3 separate regions of the Homo sapiens genome follow, and all the other regions are linked to region 2. A link is a loop called in an ENCODE intact Hi-C map of the cell type or tissue named here. Cell type or tissue: MCF 10A. All regions are shown on one strand. Region 1 has its middle 140 kb from the start of HHIP. Region 2 overlaps ANAPC10 (anaphase promoting complex subunit 10). Region 3 overlaps LOC105377460 (a long non-coding RNA gene).

Region 1 (8,000 bases), 270 kb after region 2:
GAGGTCCACTCCAGACCCTGTTTGCCTGGATATCAGCAGCAGAGCCTGCAGAACAGCAAATATTGCTCAACAGCAAATGTTGCTGCCTGATCGTTCCTCTGGAATCTTCATCTCAGAGGGGTACCAGGCTGTGTGGGGTGTCAGTCTGCCCCTACTGGAGGGTGCCTCCCAGTTAGGCTACTCAGCGGTCAGGGACCTACTTGAGGAGGCAGTCTGTCCGTTCTCAGATCTCCAGCTGCGTGCTGGGAGAACTGCTACTCTCTTCAAAGCTGTCAGACAGGGACATTTAAGTCTGCAGTGGTTTCTGTTGCCTTTTGTTCAGCTATGCCCTGCCCCCAGATGTGGAGACTACAGAGGCAGGCAGGCCTCCTTGAGCTGCGGTGGGCTCCACCCAGTTTGAGCTTCCTGGCTGCTTTGTTTACCTACTCAAGCCTCAGCAATGGTGGATGCCCCTCCCCTAGCCTCGCTGCCACCTTGCAGTTTGATCTCAGACTGCTGCACTAGCAGTGAGCAACGCTCCATGGGTGTGAGACCCTCGGTGCCAGGCGTGGGATATAATCTCCTTGTGTGCCGTTTGCTAAGACCATTGGAAAAGCACAGTATTAGGGTGGGAGTGTCCTGAGTTTCCAGGTGCCATCTGTCACCCCTTTCTTTGACTAGGAAAGGGAATTTCCTGACCCCTTGCACTTCCCGGGTGAGGTGATGCCTCACCCTGCTTCAGCTCACACTCCGTGGGCTGCACCCACTGTCCGACAAGCCCCAGTGAGATGAACCCAGCATCTCAGTTGGAAATGCAGAAATCACCCGTCTTCTGTGTCACTCATGCTGGGAGCTGTAGACTGGAGCTGTTCCTATTCGGCCATCTTGGAACCAGAAAAGTCTTTTGATAAAATTTAACACCACTTCATGTTAAAAATTCTCAAAAAAGTAGCTATTGAAGGAACATATCTGAAAAGAATAAGAGCCATCTATTCTTAGCCCATGGCTAAGATTATACTGAATGGGCAAAAACTGGCAGCATTGCCTTGAAAACTGACACAAGACAAGGATGCACTCTTTCACCACTGATATTCAACATAGTATTGGAAGTCCTGGCCAGGGCAATCAGGCAAGAGAAAGAAATAAAGGTCATCCAAATAGGAAGAGGGAAAGTCAAACTATTCCTGTTGGCAGACAACATGATTCTATATCTAGAAAACTTCGTAGTTTCAGCTCAAAAGTTTCTTAAACTGATAAACAACTTCAGCAAAGTCTCAGGATATAAAATCAATTTGCAAAAATCACCAATATTCCTATATATCAACAACAGTCAAGCCAAGAGCCAAATCAGGAACACAATCCCGTTCAAAATTGCCACAAAAAGATTAAAATAACTAGGAATACAGCTAACAAGGGAGGTGAAGATCTCTACAAGGAGAACTACAAAACAGTGCTCAAAGAAATCAGAGATTACACAAAGGGAAAAATATTTCATGCTTATGGAAAAGAAGGGTAAATATTGTAAAAATGGCCATACTGCTCAAAGCATTTATAGATTCAGTGGTATTCCTATTAAACTACCATTGAGATTCTTGACAGAATTAGGGAAAAAAAAACTATTTTAAAATTCACATGGAACCAAAAAAACTGCCTAAATAGCCAAGGCAATCCTAAGGAAAACAAAAACAAAAACAACAACAACAACAACAGAAAAACCCAGAAAACAAAAATCAAAGCTGGAGGCATCATGCCACCCGACTTCAAACTATACTACAGGGCTATAGGACCAAAACAACTGGTACTGGTACAAAAACAGTTGCATAGACCAATGGAACAGAATAGAGAACCCAGAAGTAAGGTCACCCAACTACAGCCATCTGATCTTTGGCAAACCAGACAAAAACAAGCAATGGAGAAAGAATTCCCTATTCAATAAATGGTGCTATGATAACTAGCTAGCCATATGCACAAGATTGAAACTAGACCTCTTTCTTACACTATATACTATATATATATATATATATATATATATATATATTATATATATATACATATATATATATATTTATATATTTATATTTATAGAAAAATTAACTCAAGATGGATTAAAGACCGAAATGTAAAACCCAAAACTATCAAAACCCTGGAAGGCAATCTAGGCAATAACATTCAGGACATAGGAACAGGCAAAGATTTCATGATGAAGATGCCAAAAGCAATTGCAACAAAAGCAAAAATTGATAAATGGGATCTAATAAAATTAAAGAGCTTCTGTACAGCGAAGGAAAGTATCAACAGAGTGAACAGATAACCTACATAATTGAAGAAAGTTTTGTAATGCATGGATATGACAAAGGTCCAATATCCAGCATCTATAAGGAACTTAAGCAAATTAACAAGCAAAAAAACAAACAACCCCATTAAAAAGTGGGCAAAGGACATGAAAAGATACTTTTCAAAAGAAGACATACAATCATATGAAAAAAACCTCAACGTCATTGATCATTAGAGAAATGCAAATCAAAACAACAATGAGATATCATCTGACACTAGTCAGAATGTTTATTATTAAAAAGTCAAAAAATAACAGATGCTGGCGAAGTTTTGGAGAAAAAGGAACACTTATACACTGTTGTTGGGAATGTAAATTAGTTCAACCATTGTAGAAAGCAGCGTGATGATGCCTCAAAGTACTAAAGACAGAAATACCATTTGACCAAGAAATTCCATTACTGGGTACATGCCCAAATGAATATAAATTATTCTATTATAAAGACACATGCATGTGTATGTTTATTGCAGTATTATTCACAATAGTGAAGACATGGAATCAACCTAAATGCCCATAAGTGATAGACTGGATAAAGAAAATGTGGTACATATACACGGTGGTACATGGACTACTACACAGTCATAAAAAATAATAAGATTATGTCCTTTGCAGGAGCATGAATGGAGCTGGAGGCCATCATCCTTAGCAAACTAACACAGGAACAGAAAACCAAATACTGCATGTTCTCACTCATAAGTGTGAGCTAAATGATGGGAACACAAGGACACATAGAGGGGAACAATACACACTGGAGCCTTTTGGAGGGTGAGGGTTGGATCAGGATAAATAACTAATGGGTACTAGGCTTAATACCTGCGTGATGAAATAATCTGCACAACAAACCTCCATGACACAAGTTTACCTATATTAACAAACCTGCACATGTACCCCTGAACTGAAAATAAACATTAAAAAAAGGGTGAAGAAAACCAAATTACAAACAAAAATCGATTTATTCTTTTAGTTTTACCTATGTAATTATCCTTACAGGTGCTCATTTTTTTCTGCATGTGGATTTGAGTCACCATCTGGATTCCTTTAATTTCACCCTGAAGAACCCCCTTTAGTATTTTTTGTAGGGTAGGTCTGAGGTTCTTATACTGGTTTCTCATTTACTTCCTTTAGAAAGGAGACCATGTAATCATATAAATAGTTATGAAAATTGTTACGAAAGAATGATAAATTATAAAACAATAATTATATTTCACATTCTTTTGGAAATACAGTAGGTCTTTTATTACAAATATATTTCACATTCTTTGGACATACTGTAGTTCCTTTATTTTGAACCAGTTTTAAAGATTCTCTTGTTTTTAAAACTTTAAAAAACGTGTTTTTCTGTTAGAGTGATGGAAAAACTTCTTGAATGTAGCAATACAAATAATTAAATTATAAAAAGCACTTTAGTCTCAAATTATGAAATAAATTCTTTGTGAAATCAAATCTGGATCTGTAAACAATGGTGTTTGTTTAAAAAAAACTGAACAAGTAATGGAAAGTTTGGATAAAGGCACAGAGCATAATTCTTGAATACTGAGTGGTAAGATGATCTTTCATAACTCCCTTCAAAGTGTTTTATACATATAAACTTAAACCTCACATGTGTTCATCTGTAGATCATTTATCCACAAGTGTCTGTCACTAGATCATTTACCCCAGAGACAGGAGATACAATTGAAGATGTAACTAATGGGATCTGGAATAATAGCTTTCTAACAGAAGCAAATGTTATTTCCCTTTGAATAGCCTTGGGCTTTTAGAAAGAGCTAATAGGTGTTTGCCTAGGACCATATGCACTTACCTATGGACAAAGAAGACTCTAAAATAGCCTTTGGCTAATAGCAAGTGTGTTTAGTGACACTGTATTATAGAAACATCTCCATGTGCAGTGTGTAGTAATTCCACACTTTTTTTGCTTTGGTCGCTCAAAGACATTCATGTTTTCTTAGCCAGGTAGGCAGGGAGGCAAGTCTACTCCTTCAGGTCACTGAGGAATTGATTGCTGTCATAACATATCTGTTGGTATGACTGGGACCAACCATGCAATATTGATCTTACTCAAGAATTGAACTTTGATCAAAGTTGTTCTGAGAAGTTTTCTCTCAGCATGACTCATCAGGAAGTTTTCTTAGAAACTTAGTGGCTATCTGTGAGGTCTGGCCACTGATGATCTATCTTCTTGTTGAGGCAAGATTTTTTATCTTAGCCAACTAAAGAAATCCCTTCTATAAAGAGTTCTTCTGCTGAGCCTTTGGAGGATTAAGTGCCTTCTGCAAGGGGAAGCTGGTATGGATCTGGTTTATTTCTTAACTCTGAGGAGTCCATTTTGAAAACTATCAACTAAAGCAGATTAACAAAAGCTATTTTTGGATTCTACCCGTAGTTCCCAGTGCTTAAACACAAGTCTTTCCTACCCTGAATGTGATACATTTGAACAAGGAAAACTAAAATGACCCATTTGATTAATCTTAAAATTTTATGAAAGTTAGTTTCAAAATATGATTTTTGAAGGGAGAGTGTGTTGATAAGAGGATCTGTTTTTGTAGGGTCTTTCCATTTGGCAGGTTACCTGAGGACTGGTTTATTTACTTCTTCCACTAGGTGGCAGGACTTTTAAGCAATGTTGCAAATGTGTCCCAGAGAGTCCTCTTGAAACAGAGAAGTTAGAATTGTCAACATTTGATACAAGTCAAGAAGTTTAACTTTCTTATGCTCCTGGGCTTCTAAGATTACCTTGTTCCACATTTCTCCCCATAATGCAGTTTATTTTTCCAGGCAAGTAATGCATTAAGAATGTGTTTTCACTTTTGGCATCATGTCACAATTGCAGAAGTGATTTTATTCTCAGATCTTTGACTGAAACATCTGTGATATCTTGTTTTCAGGAGGAAAGAGAGGTGCACTATAGATTTTGAAATATCAAAAGACATTTCCATTTTCATTTTCATCTAAAATGGCCATGGAGGAAGATGAAGTATTGGTGTTGATAGGACAGGGTTGGAGTGTTTAGACCTGAATAGAATGAAAATACATAAAAAGAAATAAAAGGAATGGTATTAAGATGTGTCAAACTACAAATGTAGGAGAAAGTCAGTTGCTTCTGTGAATTAGTATCTTGTGAATTATTGGGTCCAAAGTATGTTTTGCTACATTTTCATTAGTGAATAATGGCCTTTTTGGCTCATGATTCAATGTGAGTGGCATTTGGGGTGATCCTGGCTAATTGAGAAATTAGTCAAGATGCTTTTGAAATCATGTCATCAAATACAAGTGAAAAATATTTTCCTAGCTATCTGAAAATAAACTTGTGAAAAATGAAAAGGTCAAATTGCCATAAACTCTTTTGGTTTTTGTTATGGGCAGTTGTGAATAGCACCACTCACTCTCAGATAACTGGAGCTTGAGTTACATGAAATAAGCCTTTGGAATTAAGTTAATGGGTGGTCTTTACTTTAGTTTGTTACTCTGGCACTTGGGTACCAATACTTAATATTCATGATTAAATCCAAGGAGAAAAATGCTTAAAATTACAACCTCCTTTTGTGTTTGGAGAAGAATCTCATTTCAGCCAAACTTTTTATTTAAGCAACATGTTTTAACTCTCCTTAGTGGAGAAGAGGTAGAGTTCCAAGTACTATTAAATGTTTACCTTTGGTTTACTTGCTGTAGAGTGTGACAACTTTGCAGATGTGTTTCCGACACAAAGAGACAAGGAACCTGCTTTTCTGTCTCTCTCTCAACACAAAATCTCACAAAAGCCTGTATAGTGCAGATAGAGCTGTTGGAAACATTCAGGCACAGAAACTCCCCAAACACGTAATCACTTGTCTCCTAGGTGGCTCCTGTGAATGACTGGCTTTCACAGACAGGTGCTTTTATTTAGAAATACATCCTATGAAGACAGCCAAAGGTGCAAGGTGTTCTTCCTGTCAGGGCGAGTGATGGGTACAGTATGAAGGAGTAAATGCGTGGGATAGTGGAGAGTTGAAAGCTGAGCTGTTCTAATCCCTTGGAGCAGGACACCTGGAAGCTCCTCCTGCTTCTTCCCTTTCACAGCCCCTGGTTTTGCCAGATATAGGAGGGTGGAGGGAAGTACATAAATAGTGTATTTATGTGGATGGGGGATGGAATGAGGGGGATGTTTGGGGAGTTTAATCCCAGCCAGGAACATCAAAAAGGTACTGGGGTGGTTCTTTGATTTTCACTTTAGTGGCCTTTACACTCTATGCCTGCTTTTGACTCACTGCTCTGATGGCCATGCCTCTACTTCCTGCCTCTTTGGTCCTTGAAACTCTCTAGGTTAAAGCCAGAGTGCAGTAGGAAAATATTATTTGAAAAGAATGGCCAGTGCGATGAGGCCATCTCAGTAAGATGTGTAATCCCTTTGGCAACTTTTGAAACATTGGTTGTATCTTCCACAAGAAAGACCATACATTACTCTCTTGCAAAATAAGAATATTCTTTTCTCCCTTATTTTGAATTTATGTTAATACCCATCAAATTTAATAATTTGTGCTTGACAGTTTAATTAAAGTATTATACTTACATGACTCTGTATGTACTTTGTCTAGAGTAAGGAAACCTAACTTAGATACTGGTTAATAAGCTGAATCTTTTCTATGAGGCAAAATACAGTATAAATATACTCATATGTTATAGAGGAAAGACTTTGGAATTACACACATTTGTTTTAAATTTAGATTCCAACGTTTATTACATATGTGACTTTGAGTAAGTTATTAAACTTTATGCCTTGGTTTTCTACCTCTGTTGATGAAAGAGGTTATTAATATCTTTCTTTTAGTGCTGTGATATTAAATGAAGCAATGAATGTTAAACATGAAGCATTCATTCAAATATAGAGATAGGCTCAATGCATGCTAGCTACTTCCTTCCACAGTCTATGGTAGAATCTGTTTCAAAACGAAGATTAACCATGAAGTAATGCTTTCAAAATGTTATATTCTTGGCTAATTTTTAATCATTGTAGAAAAAATTCCTTAGATGCATTTAAGTTTTCTGCTAATGGCACACTCTCCTGAAAGAAATTCCGGGCAGAGAAAACAGCAGCTAAAGACAATGTTTGGTGAATGAGAAAAAATAGAAACATGAGTAGTGTTCTAATTCGAAGTTTTTTTTTTCCAGTCATATGACTTTTTTTCATTAATACTCATCTTTAGACATATGAGCATGTGCCTTTCTCCACATATGACAGCTATTTTTAAGATATTAGTGTACTCCTCTCTGCCTATTTGATAGAAATCTAATTGCAGGAATAATAAAATCAGAATATTAGAGCTGGAGAGACTATTTTTATTTTTGTATTGGTACTTAATAGATGTGCATAGTTTGGGGCATGTGATACTTTAATACATTCATATAATTTGTAAAGTTCAAATCAATGTTACTGGGATATCTTTCACTTTAAATGTTTGTCTTTTCTTTATACTAGAATATTAAAATCATTCTTTTCTAGCTATTTCAAAATATACAATAGATTACTGTAAACTCTAATTACCCTACTGATCTATCAAACACTAGGTCTTATTTCTTCCTCCAAGCTGTATATTTCTACCCATTAATCAAACTCTCTTCATCCCCTTCTCCCTTAACCCTTCCCAGCCTCTGGTAACCACCAATCTACTCTATCTTCATGGGATCCACTTTTTTAGCTTCCACATATGAATGA
Region 2 (8,000 bases):
TCTTTTTTCTACTGTAACTATATATGTACATGATTATTTTAAATAGTTCTATAGCAGTTCGTTGAATGGCTATATTGTAATTTATTTAACCAATTCTCTATTGTCATGGATATTTAGGCTGTTTTTAATTTTCTAGTGATTTAATCACAGGACAAGATTTTTCTGCATCCATTTTTTTCTCCAAGGCCAGCCTTCATTAGACATCAATTTTTGAGTGATTGTGTTACTGTATTTTAATGCATTCTCAGAAGTTTGAATTAGTAGGTCAAAGGTTGTGTTTCTACTAACTGGTGATGAAAGCACCTTTTTCTAATCAAATTTGAGTACTATCAGTTGTTTAAATATTTTCCAATATGATGATAAAACTAATATCTCTGTGTGTTTTAATTTCTCTTTCTTTGATTATTAGACGTTGAACACATTTTCATGTTTTGTTGGCCACTTGCATTTTTTCTGAGGTTCGTTTTCTATTATGTGTTTCTTCTTTCCCTAGGATATGTATATTTTAAAATCAATAGCAAAAGAAAGAAAGAAAGAAAGAATCAGCAGCAGAATTCTATTTCTTGCATTAAAACTAGGTTGTTGTATTTTTTAGGAAAGGTAGTTTTCTCTTTGCTGGACCCAGTTCCTCACTTAGCTAGTTATTTTCAAGTATTTAATATAGGAAATGAAGTAAGTACTTAGTAAAGGAAACCAAACTTATGAGAATAATTTCTTTGTCTAAAATACAAATGAAGAGGATGGAAATCCTTAATGCTTGTTTGCATGATAAAGTACCTAATTTGGCTTAACTGATCCTTCTTTGCTTGCATCTGGCTCTTGACCATGTTCTACATAGGTGTCTGTATAATTAACATATTATCTGGGCCTATATTTAACATACTATCTGGACCTATATTTTTACATTTTTCATTTTTGTTGAAATTAAAAGATATGAAAATGTTGATTCAAATACTCCTTTTAGCAAACTATGATTTTTAAAATCAGAAGATAAGATGCATTGGAAATCTTTTCATATGATGAAGTGCATGTTATTTTTACTTTATTGCTTTTAGAAGAAAAACAACAGTGAAGACATTATGTATTTATGCAGACTACAAATCTGATGAAAGCTATACTCCAAGCAAGATCTCAGTCAGAGTAGGAAATAATTTTCACAACCTTCAAGAAATTCGGGTATGTCTTTCAAATTTTTAAAAATATGTCATCCTTTAACTTTTACTCATTAGAAGATAGTCACAGTTGACATTACATTAGACAGGTTAAAATGTTAATATATAAGAGAAAAATATTGGAGAAAACATGTTTGAGTGTAAAATTTTTTTCTTCTGAATTCTGATTGTTCTCTTTATTTTTTCCACAATATTTTATTATTGAAATTTTCAGACATACAGAAAAACTCAAAGAATTGTACAGTGAATGCCAGTATACTCACTTCCTAGATTCTTCAGTTGTTAATATTTTGCTATATTTGCTTTATTACAATCTGTCCATCTAATTTTTTTGTGCATTTAAAAATAACTTGTGCATATTTGTCCATTTCACCCCAAATACCAGTGTGATATATTGGTAGAGTTATCAACATTTGCTTAATTTTCATTTTTTAAGATAAAATTTATGCACAATTTTGCATAATCTTAAGTATATTACTTGGTGAGTTTTGACAAACACATACATTTATGTAATCCCAACTCCTGTTAAAATATAGAACATTTCCACCACTCCAGAGAATTCCATCATATCTGTTCGCAGTTCAGTCTTCATCTCTATCCTACCCTCAGAAATAACTATTATACTGATTTTATTGATTGATTGATTTTTTATCATAGATCCATATTGCCTGTTTTACAATGTCATATGAACAGAGTCATACAGGATATAACTTTTATGTATGGCTTCTTTCACTCAGCCTAGGGTTTTTGAGATTTGTCCACGTAGTTGAATGTGTCACTGCTTCATTCTTTTTTACTTCTGAGTTGTATTTCACTGTTTGAATATACCACAATATATTTATCCTGCATGAAGTTATTAGGACAGTGCTTTAGTCCTGAAGTATTTCAGAGGTATTTTCAATGACTTTGAACTACATAATTGTGAAGCTGTGGCTGTTGACATTTTTTGGTCAGAAAATCATTAAGCCCAAATAATCATTAAAATCTGGTGGTTCTGAGAGATTTGGGAAGCACTTGTGATCTTTGAAAGGCCTCCAGTTAATTTGTGGTCTTGGCTCTTATTTGACTTAGTGTTTATATTAAGACCGTGTCTCTAAATTTATGTTTAATCTGAGTTAGTAATAAAATACTTAATAGAAATCACATGTACTTTCATTGTTTTCTTATTAAGTAAGTGTTGTTCTCGTAAAACTTGCATATGTATTGACAAATAAGAACAGGTGAGGATATTGTCCAAGGTATTTTTGTTGTTGTTTTGTCTTTTGAGATATTCATTGTTTTTAAAAAAATTATTAAATATTGTATGTATCATGTACAGTATGATGTTTTGAAATATATATACTTTGTAGAATGACTGAATAAAGCTAGTTAACATATGCATTACTTCACATACCACTTTTTTGTGGTGAGAACTCTCAAAATCCACTCTCTTAGCAATCTTCAAGAATATAACACATTGTTTATTAATGTAGTCACTGTTATATACTGGATCTCTTGATTTTATTCTTCCTATCTAACTGAAATTTTGTACCCTTTGACCAACATCTCCCCAATCCCTCCTTCCATTATAGCCCCTAGAAACTATCATTCTCCTTCTGCTTCTGAGTTCAACTTTTTAATATTCCATATGTAAATAAGATCATGTGGTATTTGTCTTTCTGTGCCTGGCTTGTTTCATTTAACAATAGTGTTCTCCAGTTCCATCCACGCTGCTGCAAATGACAGGATTTCCTTCTCTTTAGGGCTGTATAATATTCCATTGGGTATATATACCCCACAGTTTATTTACCCATTCATTGATGAATACTTAGGTTGATTCTATATCTTAGCTATTGTGAATAATGCTGCAGTGAACATGGGAGTGCCATCTTGCTGACATCTGAACTCAGGTTGTTTGTTACTTTGAGATAACTTCTTGGTCTTGTTATAGACAATTATCTTAATTTACTTTTTTTTTTTCTTTTCTTTGGAGACGGAGTCTTACTCTGTCACCCACACTGGAGTGCAGTGGTATGATCTTGGCTCACTGCAACCTCCACCTCCCAGGTTCAAACAATTCTTAAACCTCAGCCTCTTGAGTAGCTGGGATTACAGGAATGCGCCACCATGCCCAGCTAATTTTTTCTATTTTTAGTAGAGATGGAGTTTCGCTGTTTTGGCCAGGTTGGTCTCGAACTCCGGCCTCAAGTGATCTGCCTCTCTCGGCCTCCCAAAGTGCTAGGATTACAGGCGTGAGCCACCATGCCCAGCCCTTACTTTTAAGAAACCCTTCTTGAAAACTAATTTCAGCTTCTGAAAAATTGAAAAATTGTTGTAAATTAGTTTTCTTTTAATTTAAAAACATTTCTTCTTTTGTCTGACAGGCCATGCTGGTTGATGTGTACTTCCTGTGCTTGAATAGATTAATAAATAAATCAGCTCTTAGTCTTCTTAAGTTTTTCTATTCACCCAGTGCTTCTTAAATTCAGAATATTTTAAATTTTTTTATCATAATCTTTTTTTTTTTTCTTTTTTTGACAGAGTCTTGCTCTGTCACCCAGGCTGGAGTGCAATGGCCTGATCTCAGCTCACTGCAGCCTCTGCCTCCCAGGTTCAAGTGATTCTCCTGCCTCAGCCTCCTTTGTATTTTTAGTAGAGATGGGGTTTTGCCATGTTGGCCAGGCTGATCTCAAACTCCTGACCTCAAGTGATCTATCCACCTCGGCCTCCCAAAGTGCTGAGATTACAGGTTTGAGCCACCGCGCCTGGCCTCTTATTTTTGGACCAATTGACAGCCCTTCTTTTAGTCACATATCTGATACATTTAATCAGTGTTTAGTTCTCTGATGACTTGACGTATTAAATTGTATTTTATTAAAAATTTCACATTACCAAATGATTGGATCACTCATATTGGTAAGCCTTTTATAAGTAGAGTTGGCTTGTTTTGATTTATAACTAAAGATTTATCATATAGCTCCTCAGGCAGTTGTGATAAGTGAAACACTAGCAATAAAATGTTTTGATTTGATATACGTGGTATATATTTGAAACCTCCTCTAGATGTCACTGTTGTCCTTTATTTTCTAGTTTCGTAGCCTATTTGTACTAAGTTCAAGACCTCATGTAATCTTAGTTGTACTTGTTTTTCCTGGAGAATATATATTCAAGAACTCTTTGATGCATTTTTGGGAAGTGTACATATTCATATGAAATTTCTAGGTATCTGTATTAAAGATGTTTTGTATTCTATTGTAAATTTTACTGACATTAAATAAGGATTTTGAGAAGTTAACAGGAGAAACTTTAAGCGATATTTGGACCTTGTAAAATACTTTTAATCTAGTCTTTGCTTCTATTATGTCATCTAAGTGCTGAAACATTAGCCATATAGAAAAAGAGCTCTTATAGGTAGTCTCTTAATTTTTTCTAAGTGTGTTTATATTTCTATTTAGTGACCACATAGCCTCATGAGACCAGTAATACAAAATATTATCAGGTGATAATGTGAGTTGTTTTCCTGGAAAACTTAATGAACATACTACTTTTCTGCCATAGTTCTCACTCAGGAACTACAATTTTTGGATGTTGCTTTAAATTGTTAGTGCCTAGCTTTTGCAGCTCGTGATATGAATACTTTTATCTTTTAATTATACATCTTTGTATGAGATTTATACTGTTTACCTTTTTTTCTTTCTAAGTTAAATAGGAGCCTGATAGCACTTTGCTTTTTAAGGAAAGATGAAGCAGATCATGATTTTATTTTTTCTGTTATTCTACCACAATATCTAAATATATAAAAAAAACTTTGCTGCTTCTGACTCATATACTAAAACAAGTTATTAAAATAGTGTGAATTTTTATGAGGTTTTCAGAGTCATCATTTCATTAGTTATAGTACTGATTTAACTGAGTGGAAAATCCACCTAAATCTTTTTTATTTTTCCGTGGATGTTTGCCCACTGGAGGGTGTAGTGTAGTGTGTATTGAAATGTTTTAATAGATTTTCCTTTTTTTTTCACTAGAAATTATGAATTTGTTTACTTGAGATGCTTATTTTTTGTAATTGTTGATTTGAAGTAGTAACTTAAAAAATAGTCTAAGTTGAGAAAAGCATATAGCTGCCTTATTTAGCAATAAATTATTCTTTTTCTATCCTATTTATTTTCCTTCATTTTAGTTATGAAGCATGTATTGTATCTAGATCTTTGTTACTTCTATTGATAACTCTCTACAAAGGCATCAGACCCTTCCTTTAATACCCTAGAATGTGTATTTTAACCACTATACCTGAGGACTTAAATTGAACTTTCTGCTGAATAGTCACAAGATACTAAAACTGGATTTGGCCAAACAGAATATTTTTAATGACAAAATTGAAATTATTTATGCTTCTCGTTCTACTTTCTTGTATTCAAAATATCCTATTCCACATAAATTGAAAACCAACAATTTAAGAACACTTTATAAGATGTTTGCAATTTATTGCTTCTACACAAGAGACTATTTCTATATAGAAGTGATAATTTAGCATTTCTGAGTCTACACTGTCTTTCTTTGCAGAATGCTTCATCTCAGTTGGGTTACTTTTGTGCATGAATTCATGTTATTCAAGAGAAATTTTCAAATCAAGATGGTAGTTTTTAAATTCTTAAATCCCTTGCGTTTTAGCATTATGTTTTGATTTAATGTTGTTCTTTTCTTTTGCTCTCAGAAGGAAAAATAATGTGTGAGATTTTTTTTTTATCATTTAGAGCAATGGACCAAAGAACATTATATTTTAGATGTGATCATTATAGCATTTTAGAAAATATCTCTAGCTGAAATTCAAGGATACTTAAAGTCCTTTTCAGTTTGCTAACTAGTTATTGTTGTTTTTAAAAATTATTGTAGAATATTTTGTACTTAAATATGAAACTAAAGTGTTTTTTAGACACACTGTGACAGTTCTCAAATTATTTCTATATTGTTATATGAGAAACAACTTGTTAAGGTTAAGTAGACACTTTCAGCATATGTGAAAGTTGTCCTTTGGTTTATTGCTTCTAAAATTTGTGGCCATGAAAGGATAAAATATTGATAGAGCACAAGAGCACAAGATCGAGTGCTTAAGTGAATTTTAAGCTCTGTTTTTGTCTTCAGATAATAAAGCTGTTACCAAGTGATTTTTTTTAAAAGGAGGCTTGAAATAAGTCTTCAGTGTTAGAGAGAGCTGTAATGTTTTCCCATGGTTTCATGTGGCCTTTCGCTCTCTACTTGTGTCTTATTTCAGTAGCACAACCATGTGAGTCCATATATGGTACTTTGACAGAAGTGGTTAGTATGTCAGTTCTTCTGATAAAATAATATTTCCTATTAAAATTTGAGTTCCCCTAATGTATGTGATAGAGTAAGAAGATGCAGACAAAAGTTCTGGCTCTATTTGTTGATCCCAAAATCTACTTATATTTGCTTTCTTATGAGGGGCCTATTTTAAACAATTTGATATAAAGTGGAATGGCTTAGGCAGTATCTATAAACATAAATTGGTTTGATAAGACAGAAAGTGTAATTTATCAAGTCTTTGGAAAAATAGTTTTTGTTGAATTTAGCTAGTTTAAAAGATTTTTTTAAAAAAGTAGTTTCATAACTAACTTTAGTTCATCTTTGAAGTCATTGTAGAATGTTTTGGTGTGATACACATAATTTTTAGGCCAAAAAATGTTACCTTCTAACCTTCTCTAAAAGCAATATATAGAATTTTTGAAAACTTTTATTTATTATTGTATGCATCACTTATTTCCAAAATGGAGTTGAGGTAACTATGCATTTGGGGCATATTTCCTTTTGGAACTAAAATATGTTATACAGAAAAGTAACATCTGTATTTTTAAGAAGAAGTATCATCTATATTTTTTAGAAACTTAATTGTATCTTGTTTTTGTTTGACCACAAACTTATACTGTAGATTATTTAAGAGATGTAGTCTGGCATTTCATACAAAACAGATTCATGCTTTATTCTGTGAATAATGCTGTAGGGCCTGCTAAGTGCCAGGTACTGTGTTAGATACTGGGGATACAATAAAGTCACAGTTTCTGCCTTTGAGCACTTCATAGTCTCATGGAAGAGATATGCAAAAAATTCTCAGTTGCCATTTAGTATAGTAAGTACCTGGAGGTGGCTATGGGAACACAATATTGTTTTGTGGTTTTTAAAGCCCAGTGGTTTAAAAAGCTGAAGAGGTTGATGGTTCAACTGACTGTTTAGGATAAATACAAAGCCTATTCAGGTGCAAAATCAAGTGGAGGCATTCTAGCAGGGTCATGATGTACATAAAGGTATGGAAGCACAGTAGCATGGTATAGTGACAGAAGTGCAAGTAATTCAGTCTGCCATGGAAGCTGGATAGGTCTGAGGGAGTGGTAAGAAAGACTGGAGAAGTATTTATTCATTCAACACATATATTGTGATGTAACATGGTTCCCATACATAAGTTTACATTCTTGTAGGGAAATAAATATAGTATATAATTGTTTCAGTGAAAATGTATAGTCAGATTGTACGTAATGGCAGACATTAAATGAGGAAACATCAACACAGCTTAATCATGGGAATGGGGGAGCTGGAGCACCTAGAGACCAGGTAGATATAATATTAGCCAGGTAAAAATTACGAGGATTTAATTAAGGCTATGGCAGTTGGGTTCCCTATATTTGAAATAAATTAAAAGGACTTGTGACTGATTGCTACCTGGGGTATATTCAGAATATTGGGTAGGATTTGAATAAGCAGAAAGGGGCATCTGGAATTCTCAGCTTAGGCAACTGGTTGAAAGTTGGCATTTACTAGTAATGGCATACAGAGAAG
Region 3 (8,000 bases), 890 kb after region 2:
CTCATTTCAGCCTCATACCCACATTGCAAGGTATTCATGATTACTGTCCTCTTCCAGGTGAAGAAATTGAAGCTTGTCATTTGAACAAGTTGATCAAAGTCACAGAGAGACAGAAAGAGGCTGGTTTGACTTCATAGTAAGCTCTCTCAGCCTAGATGCTGTTTCTTCTCTTGTGGCTTGTTGCCTAGTAATCCTGTATCACATTGACTTATGATCTTGATTCTTCTATGATGTCTTCTAGGACTTCGAACAAGTCACTGCACATTAGGGCCCTGATTTATGAAGAAACGTCTTCACAGAGTATTAACTTGGATTTAACTAATTCTATTTGCTTCCTGCTCACAGGAGAGGACTATATATAATATAGTCTGTGCTCTAGTGGTTACACACTCAGTCCCTAGTTTTAGTGCTCCCGCAGGTGTATACAACACTGTTTTTACCAGGGAACTGAATTATTAGGGTCTAACCCTCCAGGGGTGTCGGCATTTGCCAGGATGGATGTATAACTTAGTCCACATGAGCTGAAGTTTTACTACACACATGGGAACTTCAGGAATAGCTTCCTGCTCCTTGAAAGTGTATCTTCAGCCCAAAGAGCCTTTTCCAGGCCTATTTAGTGGTATTTGTCTAATTATAGGTGTTGAATAACTGTGTCCTTCAAACTAAACTACATTTTAAAATTAGTTTTCATGCCTTAAAGTAATTAAAGTCACAGTCCATGTTCAGTCATTCCTATAGTAAACTGTCCCAGTGCCCTTGTTTTCCTTCTTTTCTTTCTTTCTCTTGCCCTCCCCACCCCCACCTGATATATTTTCTTCTGCAGCATTTTGGTGTCTAGAGGAAGCTAATTGGTAGTTATTCCAAATAATAAAGTTAGCTCTTTGTTAATTATCATAAAATTTTTCTTGGGGGAAAATGAATACTCTCTTAAATTTGACTTTGGATTATCTGGTAGGATTTCTGTATCAATTCTGGACAATCTATTTTGTTGGCTAAAGTTTCCCAAAAGAATAAGGGCATATAAAACACAAATTTAAAATAACATTAATGAAGTCTAATACTTGAGTAGCATTTTGTGGTTTTCAAAGCACTTTTATAAATGTCAAGTCATTTAATCCTACGACAACCTTCTGTGGAAGGACACAAATTTTAATTAAACATTTATTTCAAGCTAGATATTATGTCAGTGCTTTGCATTTACACTCTGACTTTATATTCATGACAGACCTTCTAGGCATGTATTATCTCCATTTCATAAATGATGAAATTGAGGCTCAAATAAGTTAAATATCTTGTCTAGTATCACACAGCTTTAGGATTTCACCTGAGAATATTGAGACCCCAAATCCAGAGTCTGCACCTGACATTCCAACCTGCTAGGGTGGTTTCCAGTGTCATTCCCAAAGAACACAGTCAAAGCCATGGGAGGCTTAGCCTGTACCATATGTCTCATTGTATAGTAACAATTTTTGTAGAGGAGGCTTACACATATCAGTCTACATCACTGTTACATCTCAAAATCCTCTTCTTTAAAGTTTATTTCCTCAACTTCTTAATTTTATACATATATATATATAATTATAGAGAAATATACAAGTAAATATTTTGGGGGCTTTCTTCCAGATGTCCATAGGAAGATAAAGAGCTGGTGCAGGAATGAGACATGTTGTCTCCAGATCCATGGAGAGTTTTTATTCTACTCCAAAATGGTTTGTAAGACCACAGTTGGTAACTCAACTGTAACAGTTCTTACATGAGTCACTGGTCAGACTGTATGTCCAAAAACAATATTAGATTTGTAATTTGACAGGGTCAGACTTACTCCAAAGAGAATTTAGCCCTTCTAGATGACTTGAAATGTAATTCAAATTTTTGCTTCTTTCTAGAATAGGGCTGAAATAGTAACGTGTACTGACTTCAGGACCCCCTGCTGTTAATCTGACATAACACAAATTTACTACTTTCTTTAATAGAGGGAAGTTCCAGTTTGCAGACTTAAGAGAAGAGAATAACTAGGGTAAGTGAGGTATCATGAAAGAGAGAAATGATACCTGGCTGGGTTGAATTTTTAAATCTCTCAAAAAAGAAGTTTTTTCTCTTAATATCCTTTACGACACATTTTATAATGATACATATATGATTCTATTTTTGTTCCAAATAATAAATTTGTACACACCCATGCACGTTTATGTGTGTGCATGTGTATATGTACTTCATTATTAAGTGAAGTTCACTTCATGATAAGAAATAGCTCCATAAATCTAAAACATGATAAGGGTGAAACAAAATTAATGAATGTTTGAGATGTGGGTCTGGATCATTTTATAAATACATATGTGAATCCTAGTTTCTAGTAGATTTTGAAATCCATAGTCTATAAAATTCCATAAGAGATCCAGCTTTCAGATATAAAATGTCATATATTGTAATTCCTATATAAATATTTCCTTTAAGTTAATGGCTATTTCATGGTAATAGTACATCATTAACTACAATCTGTAGTTTTGCATTTAACTAAACTTTTCACACAAATCATACAACAGATTCCCAACATGTTTTCAAATGTGTCTCCTAAGATACAGTGGAAAATGTGACTTATATTTAAAACTTAATAAATAACTCATTGATGTGAAGTGTTTTAAGTATGGCAATGTGCTGTTTTAAACAAAGTAGTGAAAATATATCACTGACTGTGTCTAGTTGTTTTCACTTCTTTCAAGGTTTAGATTTCCTTTGCCTGCCTGTCTGATTTAACTGGAAAAAAAAAAAAAACCCTTATGGAAAGTGGGAACCTTGCATACTTCAAAGTTAACCAAGATCAAAGTCAAATGAAGTCCACTGAATAAAGAACAAGCCTAAATGCAAAATGTGTCACGTTGATATTGGCTTGAGTCTTTTAGGTTATGGCTTGTACCAAAGCCTTAACTTTGGATTTGTCAGGTATCTAAGCACTGTGAGGTCTTATGGGAAAAAAAATGGTTTACTTAGTTTCTGCAGGAGACCATTTAAACACAAACTTATCTACATAACCAGGGAAATAATGTAGCTATTGGTAAATGAAACCTTGAAAATGTGAAAGGCTTCTTGCCTGTTGCATCTTTGTTAGCTGCATTTAACTCCTGACAAATATTCATCTTCTACAGGCTACATCTTGTCTAATTACAGAATTAGAAAGTTTTAATATGAATTATGCCTCCCTAAAATGTGAGCATGCTAAAAAAACTGAAATTAGCTATTATATCTTTCTATCTCTGCTAGAAGCATCTCTTAAATTGAGACAGTTTCATTGAGTCTTTTCAGGATTCCAATCTTGTTTGTTTTTGAATCTCCACAAATTTAGGGTCTGGGGATTTAGGCTAATGTTGAGTTCAATAAAAAAAAATGGAGAATTATTAACATGCAAAAGGTAGTGTGGTCTGTTATTTAAAAGATGCAATGGGTGTTCTTGAATGTTCTGCTTCATTGGAGCCCTCCTACACCAGACATGTTACCAGTAAAGGCACAATGTTTTTTCCTTGAAATGGTCCATGCTGTTTCACTTGAAACGGTGTGTGCTGCTGCTGGGTGTTCTGTGGTTCTGTCTCAACAACATTACTCAGAACTCACATTCAGCAGGTATCAACCAATAGGCCCTTTGGTATCAGAGAAGGAAATAAATCACATTCTCTAGAAACACCCATCTGTTTTGAATAGTCCCATAGATAGATGGCTGTCTGTTTCCTGGAATATTTAATATTAGAAAAAACTAGTCCAAACAGTTTACTCTCCTTAAGACTAAGCAGCAAAAGGTCTTCCAGTAAATGCACTGCATAATGGGAGAGGCCAGAGACATCCGCCTGTGACTCAAAAACGGAAAGAAAAAAATACTGATAATTTCTGTGACTTTGGTGACCTCTAGCGATCAAATCTTAGAACAAATCTACCAAGTTTCTTTTCTAAAATAGAGGGCTCTACAGAGTTAGATATTACATATTCGTTTTCTAATTTTTCTACTCATTATTTATTTATTGGTTATTATTTTTAATTGCCACATAATAAGTGTACATATTTGTGGAGTGCAATGTGATATTTTCATACATGTGTACAATGTGTAATGATCAAATCAGGGTAATGAGCAAGACAGTCACCTCAAACATTTATCATTTCTTTGTGTTGAGAATACTCAAAATCCTCTCTTCTAGCTATTTGAAAATATACAATAAATTGTTGTTAACTCTGGTCCACACTACAGTGCTATAGACCATTAGAACACATTCCTCCTATCTAGCTATAATTTTGTATCCCTTAACCAATCTCCCCTAGCCCCTCTTCCCCCTACTCTTCCCAGACTTTGTAACCACGGTTCTACTCTCTACTTACATGATATCAACTTTTTTAGCTTCCACATATGATTGAGCTCATGTGGTATTTGTCTTTCCGTGCCTGGCTTATTTCATTTAACGTAACGTCCTTCAGGCTCATCCGTGTTGCCACGAAGGACCAAATTTCATTCTTTTAATGGTTGAACAGTATTCCACTCTTTATACACCACATTCTCTTCATTTATTCATTTGTTGATGGACACTTATTTAGGTTGATTCCATATGTTGGCTATTGCGAATAGTGCTGGAATAAACAGAAGAGTGCAGGTATTGGCCGGGCCTGGTGGCTCACTCCTGTAATCCCGGCACTTTGGAAGGCCGAGGCTGGCTGATGACCTGCGGTTAGGAGTTCAAGACCAGCCTGGCCAATGTGGTGAAACCCCGTCTCTACTATAAATACAAAAAATAGCCAGGCATGGTCATGGGCACCTGTAATCCCAGTGACTTGGGAGGCTGAGGCAGGAGAATATCTCGAACCCGGGAGGCGGAGATTGCAGTGAGCCAAGATCACCTCGCTGCACTCCAGCCTGGGCGACAAGAGCAAGACTCCATCTCAAAACAAAAAAAGAGTGTAGGTATCTCTTTGACATACTGATTTTTGAATATACACTCAGCAGTTAGTGAATCATATGGTGTTCTATTTGTAGTTTTTAGAGGAACCTCCATACTACTTTCCATAGTGGCTGTACTATTTTACATCCCACCAACAGTGCATAGGAGTTCCCCTTTTTCCAAATCCTCACCAGCATTTCTTCTTATTATTATTATTTTGGCTTTTTGATAATGTCCATTCCAACTGGGGTGAGATGATATCTCCCTATGGTTTAGATTTGCATTTCATCGGTGATTAGTCGTGATGAGCATTTTTCCAGATCCACAAAGATACCAATGCATCGTGGTCCCCAGGTACAACCTCACTCTGAGATTCTGATTTTAGGGCTCTTTCTCTTTGATCATGAGTGCCTTCTACCGTATTTGTATTGGTTAGGGTTATATGGTTGAAAGCAAAATAATGCTGTCTAATGGAAGACAAAGTATAAACAAACAAACAAAAAGAATTGCTCAGGAGATCCAGGAAAATGGTACTGAAGAGTCATTCTCTCCAGGGTGTGTTTAGGAAAAACCAGCTTAAACCAGGTTCTGTGTTCGAATTCCTCCACTCAAGACACCATATATGTAGGTATCTCCTTCAACCCTGCTTACCAATAGGAAATATTCTACATAGAGCCAAAGTGATTTTTATTTACTATTACTATACTACTTAGTATATATTATCAAATTGTGTACTTTAAAGTTTTCCCAGATAAATAATGATGCTAATTAGGTATCTCATTGACCATCTCATGTCTTGAGGGAACAACTTATATGCTATTTCTGGGTTCTAGTAGTTTTTTTTTTTTTTCACTAGCTATGGAATTTTGCAGAATCATTAAACAAATCTATGAAATGTATACAAATAAATCCTTAAATCTCTATTGAAGTTATTTAAGTATTACATTACTAAAATCTTTTTTCTTTCTTATGACATAGCATTTCCTTGTTTATTCTTTTAAACTATATTTTGCATCAGTTACAATTTATACCAAAGGTAGTACATTAGAAACATTACTATATGACTCACTAAATCATACCAACTAATAAGATATGAGTCTAGTGACATAGAAAGTGACTGAGTACTTAAAAATGCCTTCTTCCATCATTTCTTATTCTGGGGCCTTTTGTCCAATAAAGAAAGACATCAACATTTTCAAGTACTTTCTTCTCCTTCCTCCCTATGTCCAGGATCTGAGTAGAATGCCCAAATAAAAAAGGTGTCAGCCTTCTGTACTGCCACATCCTATGAGGGAAAAAAAACAACCCTGGTGATTTAACTGAACACATAAATGAGAAACAGATTTGTGTAACATGAGTTTGCTCCAAGCCACAGAAGGCCGACACCATCCATTGGCATATTTTTAAGGTGAAGGGATAATTGAATCCCTTCTACACTAGACAGATAGTTTGTTAAAAAATGAAGCAGCAGGATTTGTCTGGAAGAGACAATTCAAGCTCACATCTCACTTATGAGAAAGCGTGGCAGGACTGAAGGGCATATTTAGCTTTGTACTAAACATCCCCACATGATTAGCCATGCACAAAAGGGCCCCTTTAGTCATTTGAAGCCAAATTATATGCAATGGCTTTAGCAAGAGCAGTCACCACAGTCTTCACTGTGTCACAGAGAGACTTGCAAAGCCGCTTATCTTGGTCCCTGGCCAGCTCAGCTCAGCCTCAGCCTTTGCTTCATTCTGTTAATGATTCCCTAATTAGACACTTCAAGGCTGTCCTAATTAAGACTCTTTTGGTTGCAAGTATCCCAAACCCACTTTAGAATATCTTCATAGAACAAGAAAATTTATCTGAGGGATACTGGGGAGCCTCACAGATTCCAGGCATCAGAAAAGGTGGGAAACCAGGCAGTTCAGTGGACCCCAGGAGATTTTTGGTGATTCTCACTCAAGAATTCTATTAATAGGGCTAAGCTTCTAGCACCCAGTCTTCTGTGTTTCTCCTGAGAAGAATTAGAAGGCCTGAAGTTGTATCCAGTGTCCATGCATGAGCTAATCAGCCATAGTCAAAATTAATGGTCACATAACAAAGTCTATGTCTTCTGAGTGCCACCACTGACAGAGAGCAAATTACTCCAATAAAAGGGATAGGTTCTGGGCAAAACAATCTCTTAGAAGGCCACAGCTGGATATTACCAAAACCTGGAATTTAATTGATTTGATATGGACTAGGTCATCTCCATTCTCCAGTTCTCACAACTAGACTTAGAGACCTTCTAGCGCCTGTTTATACAATCTGAAGATACTACAGTCCTGTCTTTCTCCTGATTGCTATCCATTAGGATAGAGTGGACACTTCTATTTGCTCCATGTACAGGCAGACAGATGACTGCCACATCTCTGTCTTCAGTCTCGATTCCCCTTCTGAGTCCCAAATTCAAGAGTCCATCTTCTTCCTTGACCTCTCCACTAGCATATTCCAGAGAAACCTTAAATTTAACAAATCTAAAATGAAGCATGTGATTTTTCTTTCATTTCCCATCTCTATAAACAGAACCACTCTTTACCTAGTCATTCAAGCTGAAAACTTTGGAAGCAACCTTTAGCCTCCCTCTTATCCTCCTCACCCAATTAAACACAAAGCCACTCAATATTAAGTTCTAAATAGTTAAAACTTAAAGATGCCAAGGTAGGAGGTTTGCTTGAGCCCAGGAGTTTGAGATCAGCCTGGGCAACATAGTGAGAGCTTGTCTCTACCAAAAAATTAGCTGGCCAAGGTGGTGCACACCTGTAGTCCCAGCTACTCAGGAGGCTGAGGTGGGAGGATCGCTTGAATCCTGCAGGTAGAGGCTGCAGTGAGCTGTGATCACACAACTGCATGCCAGCTTGGGGAACAGAGCGAGACCCTGTCTCAAAAAAAAAAAAAAAAAAGACGGTTATTGAATCAGTTTAACTAACACCCCAATAGCTGCCTTAGTTGAAATATCTGACTTTACTCTTATCTCAATTTCTGCTAAGAGCTTCTTACAGTTCTGCTTGTCAACCTTGTTACTTCCCTAATATCTGTTTATCCTGTAGACAGTATGGCTCC

Evidence for each region. Peaks named below come from ENCODE experiments on the same cell type or tissue, not always from the same donor. Only the 100,000 strongest peaks of a DNase experiment are listed, where the experiment ranks them.
Region 1: a loop joins it to region 2, with 3 times the contacts of the local background. A loop is called at or near these places in 12 of 110 quality-filtered maps.
Region 3: a loop joins it to region 2, with 16 times the contacts of the local background. A loop is called at or near these places in 77 of 110 quality-filtered maps.

What each region holds. Positions count from the first base shown.
Region 1 is chr4:144,784,487-144,792,486 of GRCh38, reverse strand. No RefSeq gene overlaps it. Among named protein-coding and RNA genes, the nearest start is that of HHIP, 140 kb to the right of the region's middle. In MCF 10A, a CTCF peak has its summit at 4,908 (motif pointing right); a DNase peak (open chromatin) is centred at 4,926.
Region 2 is chr4:145,057,748-145,065,747 of GRCh38, reverse strand. It overlaps ANAPC10 (anaphase promoting complex subunit 10), which reads left to right. Exons shown (of 5, transcript NM_001256706.2): 4 at 1,056-1,176. Among named protein-coding and RNA genes, the nearest start is that of ANAPC10, 36 kb to the left of the region's middle. In MCF 10A, a CTCF peak has its summit at 4,203 (motif pointing right); a DNase peak (open chromatin) is centred at 4,227.
Region 3 is chr4:144,170,457-144,178,456 of GRCh38, reverse strand. The region is part of intron 9 of LOC105377460 (a long non-coding RNA gene); the gene reads right to left. Among named protein-coding and RNA genes, the nearest start is that of GYPA, 34 kb to the right of the region's middle. In MCF 10A, CTCF peaks have their summits at 3,678 and 3,882 (motif pointing left); a DNase peak (open chromatin) is centred at 3,856.